3 separate regions of the Homo sapiens genome follow, and regions 2 and 3 are each linked to region 1. The links are chromatin contacts, found by Hi-C or POLR2A ChIA-PET in ENCODE. All regions are on one chromosome and are shown on one strand. Each heading gives the region's core, a stretch centred on a gene start or an enhancer-like site at or near the end of the contact. The rest is flanking DNA. Distances are from core to core; before and after follow the strand shown.

The links. A loop is a pair of places that touch in the nucleus more often than their neighbours do. ChIA-PET counts read pairs that join two places held with the same protein, here RNA polymerase II (POLR2A). Pooled maps may share reads with other maps.
Region 2: a loop to region 1 is called in a pooled map, with 15 times the contacts of the local background. The contact joins the promoter of ACOT2 here to the enhancer-like site in region 1. A Hi-C loop is called at or near these places in 2 of 37 single-sample maps with no recorded cell type and 8 of 50 pooled maps. POLR2A ChIA-PET finds 5 or more read pairs at or near these places in 2 of 52 experiments (AG04450 and CD8-positive, alpha-beta memory T cell).
Region 3: a loop to region 1 is called in a map with no recorded cell type, with 4 times the contacts of the local background. The contact joins the promoter of ACOT4 here to the enhancer-like site in region 1. A Hi-C loop is called at or near these places in 2 of 37 single-sample maps with no recorded cell type and 2 of 50 pooled maps. POLR2A ChIA-PET finds 5 or more read pairs at or near these places in 1 of 52 experiments (AG04450).

Annotation. Positions count from the first base shown.
Region 1 is chr14:73,695,012-73,698,431 of GRCh38, reverse strand. DNAL1 (dynein axonemal light chain 1) reads right to left here. Exons shown (of 8, transcript NM_031427.4): 8 at 1-2,530. The coding sequence ends at 2,490. Among named protein-coding and RNA genes, the nearest start is that of PNMA1, 18 kb to the left of the region's middle. RefSeq lists an enhancer at 333-502. Within about 2 kb of position 1,816, at least 4 of the 41 ENCODE cell types and tissues checked have a DNase peak (open chromatin) inside an H3K27ac peak, as active enhancers do.
Region 2 is chr14:73,567,526-73,570,945 of GRCh38, reverse strand. ACOT2 (acyl-CoA thioesterase 2) reads right to left here and starts at 1,733. Exons shown (of 3, transcript NM_006821.6): 1 at 1,063-1,733. The coding sequence starts at 1,705. It also overlaps a transcript of HEATR4 not described here. RefSeq lists enhancers at 953-1,122, 2,317-3,420.
Region 3 is chr14:73,590,364-73,593,783 of GRCh38, reverse strand. It overlaps ACOT4 (acyl-CoA thioesterase 4), which reads right to left and starts at 1,911. Exons shown (of 3, transcript NM_152331.4): 1 at 1,368-1,911; 2 at 1-82. The coding sequence starts at 1,824. It also overlaps a transcript of HEATR4 not described here. RefSeq lists a silencer at 1,297-1,366 and an enhancer at 1,178-1,677.

The sequences.
Region 1 (3,420 bases), core at 567-3,066:
ATCTGATCCAAGAGGCATAAACCAAAGGCAGTTTTATCAGCTAAATTTGCAGCAGTAAAGGATAATTTAGGGAATGATTTGAGAGAATATCCTACATTTCTTCATACATCCCAACTGCCATTTTCTAATGGCATGGGTTCCATGAACAGGGATGCATAGAAGTCATTCAAAGATTTGTTGAATGATACTGAATATGAATTTTGCATGAAATGGACAGAGAAAAGTATCTTACATTTGTCTGAGAACTACCTGTAATTAAAAGTCATTGAGAAACAAGGAGAAAGAGAACCAGTTTCTATATTACAGAATTCAGAAAAAACAAACACCAAAACTCTAAGCCATTTTACAAATAAATTCAATATGAAATCACTTACTTCCTATTATATTCACTTCCAGGGTTACTTTTAGAAAACATATCCATATCAACATGGCTTCAAGCTTGCCTACTGAAGGAAGTGCAAACTTTAAGAAGATCATCTTCCCTCTCAGTTTATGGAACTTAAAACATCACCAAGGAGAATGAAGGCTCATTGCCTATGGTTCATAAAAGAAATGTCCAAAGGCTTTGAATGCATAAACCAGCTAGAGTAGAATAAGGTTTCTTCCTATCAGATTGAAAAGAAGAGAGAAAAGAAAACTAAAAGGGTGTTAGACCAAGTTTTCCTCTTTTTTTTTTTTTTTTTTTTTTAAATATGGAGTCTCGCTCTATTGCCCAGGCTGGAGTGCAATGGCGCAATCTCGGCTCACTGCAACCTCCGCCTCCCGGGTTCAAATGATTCTCCTGCCTCAGCCTCCCGAGTAGTTGGGACTACAGGCGCCCACCACCAGGACTGGCTAATTTTTGTATTTTTAGTAGAGACGGGGTTTCACCATGTTGGTCAGGCTGGTCTTGAACTCCTGATCTCAGATGATCCGCCCGCCTCGGCCTCCCAAAGTGCTGGGATGACAGGCATGAGCCACCACGCCTGGCCTCTTGTTTGTATTTAGAGTTGATTGTCAAAGCAGTGGTCCCTTTTGATCAGAGTAACTTAGAAAAATCAAGTAATTCCTATGTAAATGATAGCTGAAATCTTCTGAAACCCAGGACTACTTATGCAATCACTTTTTAAAGATGATTCTTCCCTCTTTCACTGTGATTTTATGCAAGTAAAATCACACAAGTAGATGGGGAAACCAGAATCAACAGTCTCTGAGGGACTTTAGGCACAATTTGGCAGAGGGCCCCTGACTTCTTTTCTGCAATCTAATAGTGATCCAGCCATGGCCTCCTATGACCTCATCTGCTTACTGACTACAATGTCTTACATTTTCCTGAAGGATTTTTTGTTTACATGATAAATTCTAACCTCTGCATCTAACTATTGCTTTGCAATTTTGAGGTTAAATCACCTACACTGCTTTATGTAGGAGACAATCCTCAAACATATTGCCATTTGCCTGGGATCTCATAATGAAACATCTCCCTTCCCTCCACAACCACGTACATAATACATTTTAAGAGCTGTTTAACTTAGAACTTCTCAAAAAATATATTTTGAAATACTAAGTTTCATTATACCCTTACTTATAACCATGGTAGTCACTTTTCCCAACAATGAGGGTCACCAGACCAAATAATTAGGGTAAATTTTGACATACATCAATGGCCAGCATTTAGTCTAGGAATTCAAATATAACTAATGCTTTAAACACATAAGGAACTATAAAACCAAAATGTGTGCTTAAGGCGAGGTCCACATGAGTAACATTGCCACATTATCAGTCAAAGAAATGATCATGACAGTCATTTTAACCACTAACTGAGATCACAGAATGACTGTACACAATGACTCAAGTGGCCATGCATATAAAAACAACCTAAATTCCAGTTGACAATGTGCACATTTTTGGAAAAACAAATAAGTATAATATAGACTAGAAGGTCTCTGAGATACTACTTTTTCCTTTTTTCACCATATCTTTTCCAATGGAACTTTGGAGTCTTGGTTCCGGACCTGCTGTATTTCTAAGAGGAACTCTTCCCATCACCATGCTGCCTTCTGAGCTAAAGGCATGTGCTTCTGAATTGTACAGAGACAGACCTTCAGGAAAAATGTTCTGAATTTTCAAATGTACATCTTTTAAAATGTCTAACCTAAAAAAAATGAACAAACTGAAAAAAACATTTGTTCCTTTGTTATTAAAAATGACTGGTCTACAAAGGTTTTGTTTTAGTAGATGGGGCTACACAGTACGTAACTGAGACTGAAGACAAAAATCGAAAATTTGTGGTTTCTAAAAAGAGAAATAGGATATATAAGGTTGGCATTACCAGTTTTGGGGAGAAACACTGAATAAGTTAAAGGAAAAAAAAAGATGAGAATGAGTGATCTGTTTTATCTTAAGAAACTTTTGTCCCATACAGAATCTTTAAAATAGACAATTATATAAAATTTATCTATTGTTCTTATGACATTTAAATAAGTTAACACACAGTGGAAAGCGTGGCATTAGTTGTCTTCTTCCTCATCCCCTTTAATTACTGGAGTACCTAAAATGAAAAAGAAAATTATTACTGGTTATTCTCAAAAAATTGCTAAAATTCTAGATGAAAATATTTTCCTGGCCGGGCACGGTGGCTCACGCCTGTAATCCCAGCACTTTGGGAGGCTGAGGCGGGTGGATCACCTGAGGTCAGGAGTTCAAGACCATCCTGGCCAACATGGTGAAACCCCGTCTCTATAAAAATACAAAAATTAGCTGGGCATGGTGGCGGGCGGTTGTAATCCCAGTTACTTGGGAGGCTGAGGCAGGAGAATCGCTTGAACCCGGGAGGCAGAGGTTGCAGTGAGCCAAGATTATACCATTGCACTCCAGCCTGGGTGACAAGAGCAAAACTCCATCTCAGAAAAAAGAAAAACCTGAGAAGCTCTGAGATACTATGAAGTGTGCCGTAATAAAAATAATTTCACAAAATAATCTCTTTAATTTCAAATTATCTGAAAAGCTTCTCAGGGGAATTCTCAAATGGTTTAGTATACATACTTGTGAATATTAAGCCCCCTAACTGCCAAATCGCAAATAAAAATGCCTATGGCCAGGCATGGTGGCTCACTGCCTCTAATTCCAGCACTTTGGGAGGCCAGATGAGAGAAGCGCTTAAGCCTAGGAGTTGGAGACCAGCCTGGGCAACATAGCAAGACCCCATCTCTACAAAAAATAAAAAAAATTAGCCAGGCATGGTGGTGTGAGCCTGTAGTCTTCAACTACTTTGGAGGCTGAGGTGGGAGGATCACTTGAGCCTGGGATGTCCAGGCTATGGTGAGCTGTAATTATGCCACTGCACTCCAGCCTGGGTGGCAGAGTAAGACCCTGTCTCAAAAAAAAAAAAAAAAAAAAAAAAAGCCAACAAGTACCAAGTAGAAAAATAAAGTAAGTTCT
Region 2 (3,420 bases), core at 484-2,983, 130 kb after region 1:
ATTAAAAAATTGAAACTACCTGAATTTTTTTTTTTTTTTTTTAAGATAGAGTCACTCTTGTCCCCCAGGCTGGAGTGCAATGGCATGATCTCAGCTCACTGCAACCTCTGCCTCCCGGGTTCCAGCGATTCTCCTGCCTCAACCTCCTAAGTAGTTGGGACTACAGGCATGCACCACCACGCCTGGCTAATTTTTCTATTTTTAGTAGAGATGGGGTTTCACCATGTTGGCCAGGCTGGTCTCGAACTCCTGACCTCAGGTGATCCGCCGGCCTCGGCCTCCCAAAGCGCTAGGATTACAGGCGTTAGCCACCGCGCCCGGCCTGTTTTGTTTTTAATATAAGTGTCTTTTTCCTTTCCTTACAATGTCTTTTTTTTGAGACGGAGTCTCGCTCTGTCGCCCAGGCTGGAGTGCAGTGGCGCGATCTCAGCTCACTACAAACTCTGCCTCCCGGGTTCACACCATTCTCCTGCCTCAGCCTCCCGAGTAGCTGGGACTACAGGCGCCCGCTACTACGCCCAGCTACTGTTTTGTATTTTTAGTAGAGACGGGGTTTCACCGTGTTAGTCAGGATGGCCTCAATCTTTTGATCTCGTGATCTGCCCGCCGAGACTTCCCAAAGTGCTGGGATTACAAGCGTGAGCCACTGCGCCTGGCCCTTACAATGTCTTTTAACTGAGCACTAGGTTTGAGGGACCTCTCAGTTTTGGAGCGGCAGGGACACTTCCCCAATCAGCTTTCCATTCCATTCCTGTTTCTTTACACTAACCTCCGGAAGGTTGGAAGCTACATCCCTTCTTCGTGTGAAAAGGGCAGGGACGGAAAAAAAAAAAAAGTGTAACTCCCCTCAAAGTGCCGGGCGCGGTGGCTCACCCTGTAATCCCAGCTCTTAGGGAGGCAGAGGCGGGAAGATAGCTGGAGACCAGGAATTCGAAACCTGCCTGGGCAATATAGCCCGGGGGCGCGGCGGGGGGGCATACACATAAGCGAAAAGCGTGGGGCGGGGGAGACACACAAAGTGAAAGGCGAACGAACACGGAACAATTAGCGGAGGTGAGTCACCTGGCGGCAGGAAGAGCGTGCCTCGCACCCGGCCCACGCGCACCGGCTCGCGCCGCACCCCGGGCGGGAGGAAGTAGCGCTCGTGCCGCGTCTGGCACAGCAGCCGCCCGGGGTCGGGGTCGTGGCCATCCAGCACCTCCAGCTCCACGGCCAAGGGCGTTCGCACGTCGCGCTTCACCAGCCGCACCAAAGGTTTCTCGGGCTCCAAGGCCCAGAGCAGCCCCATGGGCTCAAGCCCCGCGAAGCTGCCGCCCAGCGCGGGCGCGCGCTCCAGGTCCAGCTCGCCAAGAGTGTCGGCGCGGTAGCGCGCGTGGGCCTGGAAAAGCGCGCCCTTCTCGTCGCGCAGGGACGCGCGCAGCGTGACCGGCTGCTCCGGGGCTAGGCCGCGCACGGCGATTCGCACCGGTTCGTCCCAGCAGCAGCGGCCCGCAGGCTCCAGGATCAGCGTCGCCGCCATCCGAGCAGGAACCCTAATGATCTGACCAACCTGCCTCAGCTGTGGAGACCCCAGGAACTGCGCCGAACTCTTCAGGCTCCATTGGTACAGCCGGGACGCTCGAAGGACAGCAGGAGATGAGGCCATTTTGAATTCAGACCTGAGAACAACTGAATGGGGGTGGGGAGAAAGAAGCTTGTTAGACATCCTCTCGGGCTGCCGTCGCAGGCTAAGCGCCCACTAGGGCAGAGCTGTCTGCTAACGTGAGCGGGGAAGGCCAGAGTCCAGCCGATCAGCCAGACCAAATATAGACACACTGGAACTTGCTTAAAGTCTCCTGTGTTGAAACCTCCACTTTATGTTGGAAAGCTACTTCCTAGGTTTGCTTTTCAGAAGCTTGCTGGCCTGCGGAATGGGCTGGACCAGGGCTGGTTCTTAAAGAACCAGGCAGCTAGCAGTCTCCAGGCTCCAAACTCCTGATGGCGAAGAGGAATGCAGAGCTGGAGTTAGTTTTGATCACTTTGTTGAATAATTCACACTCATTACTAATCTTAGGGCTTTTCTTTCAAAATCTGCACCATGGTGTTTTGCTTTTGTGTTCTCTGTATATGCCTATCCTCCACATCAATCCCACATCGAAGGGTGCTGGCTTCTTACTAGCTGTGTGACCTCTGAGCTTCATTCCTTACAAGTGTAAAAATAGCCAAATGGGGTAATAGGTAGTAATTTCTCAAACTCCTGACTTTGTAATCCGCCCGCCTCAGCCTCCCAAAATGCTAGGATTTACAGGCATGAGCCACCGCGCCCGGCTAATAGTTATTATTTTGTTTTACTGGTTTCTCAATTATTGTCCCAGTCAGGCAAGGGTTACTTTTTTTTTTTGAGAGACAGGGTCTCACTACATTGCCAGACTGGAGTACAGCGGCAGTTTACCATCACTGCACTTACAAACCTCCAACTCCTGGTGCTCAAGCCATCTTCCTGACTCAGCCTCTCAAATACCTCAAAGGACTACCGGAGCTCCCCATGCATCGCGCTTTTTTCTACTTTTTCGTAAGCTATTGGTTTCACCAGAGGTGTGGTGTTTTTTTTTTTCATCACTTAAGCTTTAGGCCCCTGCCAAGCCCTTGTACCTGATTTTATAATTTCCTACCTGTGTAATTAGAGAAAGCTATAAATGTGTAGGCTTCAAACCCACAAAACCTGTGTTTGCCTCTGCTCCTAATAAGGCTGTCCTCAAGGTAAGCCTTTTTATCTCGTTCCAAATCTCTCATGTCCCACGTCATTAATCATACAATTCCCTGTCAGTTCTAATTACCTTTGTATAACACCTCAAGTATGTTCTGTGCCTAGAACTCTCAGGAAGTAAGAAGGCAAATAATTCTGTGTCTGGAATTGGTTCCTTCTGGTGGATTCTTGGTCTCGCTGACATCAAGAATGAAGCCGCAGACCCTCGCAGTGACTGTTACAGTTCTTAATACAGTTCTGAAAAGTAGTGTGTCTGGAGTTTGTTTCCTCTGATGTTCAGATGCGTCCGGAATGTGTTCCTTCTGGTGGGTTCATGGTCTCGCTTCTCACCGACTTCAAGAGTAAAGCCACAGACCTTCAAGGTGAGTGTTACAGCTCATAAAGGCAGCAGGTCCAGAGTTGTTTTTCTTGTTCCTCTCAGTGGGTTCATGGTCTTGGCTTCAGGAGTGAAGCTGTATACCTTCACGGTGTTACAGCTCTGAAATGCAGTATGGACCCAAAGAAGGAGCAGTAGCAAGGTTTATTGTGAAGTACAAAAGAACAAAGCTTCCATCAGCCTGGAGCGGAACTCACGCAGGTTACCACTACTAGCTGGGGTGACCAGCTTTTATTCCCTTATTTGGCCCTGCTCATGTCCTGCTGATTGGTCCATTTTACAGAGCGCTGATTTTCCA
Region 3 (3,420 bases), core at 662-3,161, 100 kb after region 1:
CCAGCAAGGAGGCTGGCTCGATATTCCAAGAGGCCCCCTCCAATACCAAAGATGTCAATGATCCCTGGGAAGGGTCCAGGTCCTAGAGAACAAAATATTATAAATGTAAGCCATTATACAATTTAAAGAATTTGCTTTCCTGGCTGGACACTGTGGTTCATGCTTGTAATCTCAGCACTTTAGGAGGCCAAGGCAGGAGGATTGCTTGAGGCCAGGAGTTCAAGACCAGCCTGGACAATGTAGTGAGACCCCATCTCTACAATCTTTTTTTTTTTTTAATTAGTCAGTGTGGTGGTGTATGCCTGTAGTCCTAGCTACTTGGGAGGCAATGGAGGGAGGATCACTTGAGCCCCAGAGGTCAAGGCTGCAGTGAGGTGTGACCACACCACTGCACTCCAGCGTGGGCAACAGAGACAGACACTGTCTCAAAAAAAAAAAAAAAAAAAAGAAAGAAAGAAAAGAAAAAAGATTGAAACAAAACTTTATGTTCTGTTGCATCAGCCCTCTGGTTTTTAGTGTACTGATATTTCAGATGTCTATGTAGAAAGGGAGGAAAGAAAAAGAAATACCCAGAGATGGTTTTAGGTGAGAAAGGCAGTGGAGTCTGAAGTGTGACCTGTGATAAAGCAGCACATGAAGAAGTGGAGAAGAGACAGTGTGCCTAGAACACTAGAGAAGACGACATGGTAATAGCTTCATTCACTGTCATCATTCTGCCTTAGACAAGTCAGGCTGATGCCTGTAGAAATCTGTAGGGTAGTGATTAATAGCAAAGTGGATAATGTACCTGACGACCTGAACCTGTTTTTTCATCTGCAGAATAACAATACCAACTTCATTGGGATATTATAGAGACTAACTGATAGAATGCAAGTAAAAACCGTAGTACACAGCCTAACAAAAAATCCTTTTTTTTCTTTTTTCTTTTTTTGAGACGGAGTCTCGCTCTGTCACCCAGGCTGGAGTGCAGTGGTGCGATCTCGGCTCACTGCAACCTCCATCTCCCAGGTTCAAGCGATTCTCGTGCCTCAGCCTCCCGAGTGGCTGGGACTACAGGCGTGTGCCACCAGGCTGGACTAATTTTTGTATTTTCGGTAGAGTCAGCGTTTCACCATGCTGGCCAGTCTGGTCTCAAACTCCTGATCTCAAGTGATCCGCCCATCTCGGCCTCCCAAAGTGCTGGGATTACAGGCGTTAGTCACCACGCCCGGTACCAAACCCTCTATTTTGGTAGAGTGGCCACTGACATAGTCAATGTTAGCTTCTCTGATCTTGCTCCAAAACCAAACCAGTGCTAAATCAGCACTGGAAACAAACGGAGACTCAGGCCACTGACGCTCACACCACCCGCCAGCAGCCTGGCTCACCTGGCGGCAGGAAGAGCGTGGCGCGCACCCGGCCCGCTCGCACCGACTGGCGCCGCACCCCTGGCGGGAGGAAGTGGCGCTCGTGCTGCGCCTGGCACAGCAGCCGTCCAGGCTCGGGGTCGTGGCCGTCCAGCACCTCCAACTCCACGACAAAAGGAATCTGTACGTCCCGCTTCAGGAAGCGCCAAAAAGGCTTCTCGGGTTCCAGGGCCCAGAGCAGCCCCATGGGCTCGAGTCCCGCGAAGCTGCCGCCCAGCGCGGGTGCGCGCTCCAGGTCCAGCTCGCCGCGGGCGTCGGCGCAGTAGCGCGCGTGGGCCCGGAAGAGCGCGCCCTTCTCGTCGCGCAGGGACGCGCGCAGCGTAACCCGCTGCTCCGGGGCCAGGCCGCGCACGGCAATGCGCACCGGCTCGTTCCAGCAGCAGCGGCCTGGGGGCTCCAGGATCAGCGTTGCTGACATCTTGGAGCCGGAGCGGGGAATTCAAAGGTCGAGGCCCGAGACCCGTCCAAGATCGTGGCAAGCGCGCCGAATGTCCGGACGGCGTCCGGCGTCCCCTGGTGCCGGAAGCTGCCGGTGGCTGAGCAGTCCCAGAAAGCCCCTGGGACTTCAGACCGGTTAACCCGGCGCTCCGGACTCGTCTGAGGCAAAAGTAGCCAGGCTCCTCTTCAGGGTCGTCTCCTTGGGCCCCGGGGCGCGCAAGGTGTGGCGCCCAACCCACCCCGTAGAAAGCCTCTCTGCCTCACACCACCCTCGGTTGTTGGAATGAAAGTTGTTGGATGATCAATTTGTGGTGAAACCAAAAGCCAATGAGATCAAGCCAAATTCCAGCCTTTCATGGGCTCCATGGAAGGTTTTGTTTTTAACTTTTTTTTTTTTTGAAACAGAGTCTCCTCTGTCGCCCAGGCTGGAGTGCAGTGGCGCTTCGGCTCACTGCAATCTCCGCCTCCTGGGTTCAAGCGATTCTCCTGCCTCAGCCTCCCGAGTACCTGGGATTACAGGCGCGCGCCACCATGCCGCTAATTTTTGTATTTTTAGTAAAGAGGGAGTTACACCATGTTGGCCAGGCTGGTCTTGAACTCCTGACTTCAAGTGATCTTCCCGCCTTGGCCTCCCAAAGTGCTAGGGATTACAGGCGTGAGCCGCTGCGCCCGGCCTGCTTTTTTGTTGTATTTGAGACAGGGTCTCTCTCTGTCATCCAGGCTGCAAGGCGGTGGCTCGATCACAGGTCACTGCAGCCTCCACCTCCCAGGCTCAAGTGATCCTCCTGTCTCAGCCTTCGGAGTAGCTGTGACTACAGACAGCGCACCACCATGCCACGTTAATTTTTAAATGTTTATTTTTAGAGAGGAGGTGTCACCCTGTTTCCCAGGCTGGTCTCGAACTCCTGAGCACAAACTATCCTCCTGCCTCTGTAGTCCCAAAGTGCTAGTGATACGTGACAGCATGCTGGCTGCCCTCGCTCGCTGTCGGCGCCTCCTCGGCCTTGGCGCCCACTCTGGCCGCGCTTGAGGAGCCCTTCAGCCCGCCGCTGCACTGTGGGAGCCCCTTTCTGGGCTGGCCAAGGCCGGAGTCGGCTCCCTCAGCTTACTGGGAGGTGTGGAGGGAGAGGCGCGGGCGGGAACCGGGGCTGCCCGCGGGGCTTGCGGGCCAGCGCGAGTCCCGGGTGGGCGTGGGCTCGGCGGCCCCGCACTTGGAGCGGCCGGCCGGCCCGCAAGCCCCGGGCAGTGAGGGGCTTAGCACCTGGGGCAGCAGCTGCTGTGCTCGATTTCTCAGCGGGCCTTAGCTGCCTCCCCGCGGCGCAGGGCTCGGGACCTGCAGCCCGCCATGCCTGAGCCCCCGCCCCCGCCGTGAGCTTCTGCGCGGTCCGAGCCTCCTCAACGAGCTCCGCTCCCTGCTCCACTAACGCCCAGTCCCATCGACCGCCCAAGGGCTGAGAAGTGCGGGCGCACGGCGCGGGACTGGCAGGCAGCTCCACCTGCGAACCCCGTGCGGCATCCACTGGGTGAAGCCAGCTGGACTCCTGAGTCTGGTGGGGACTTGGAGAATCTTTATGTC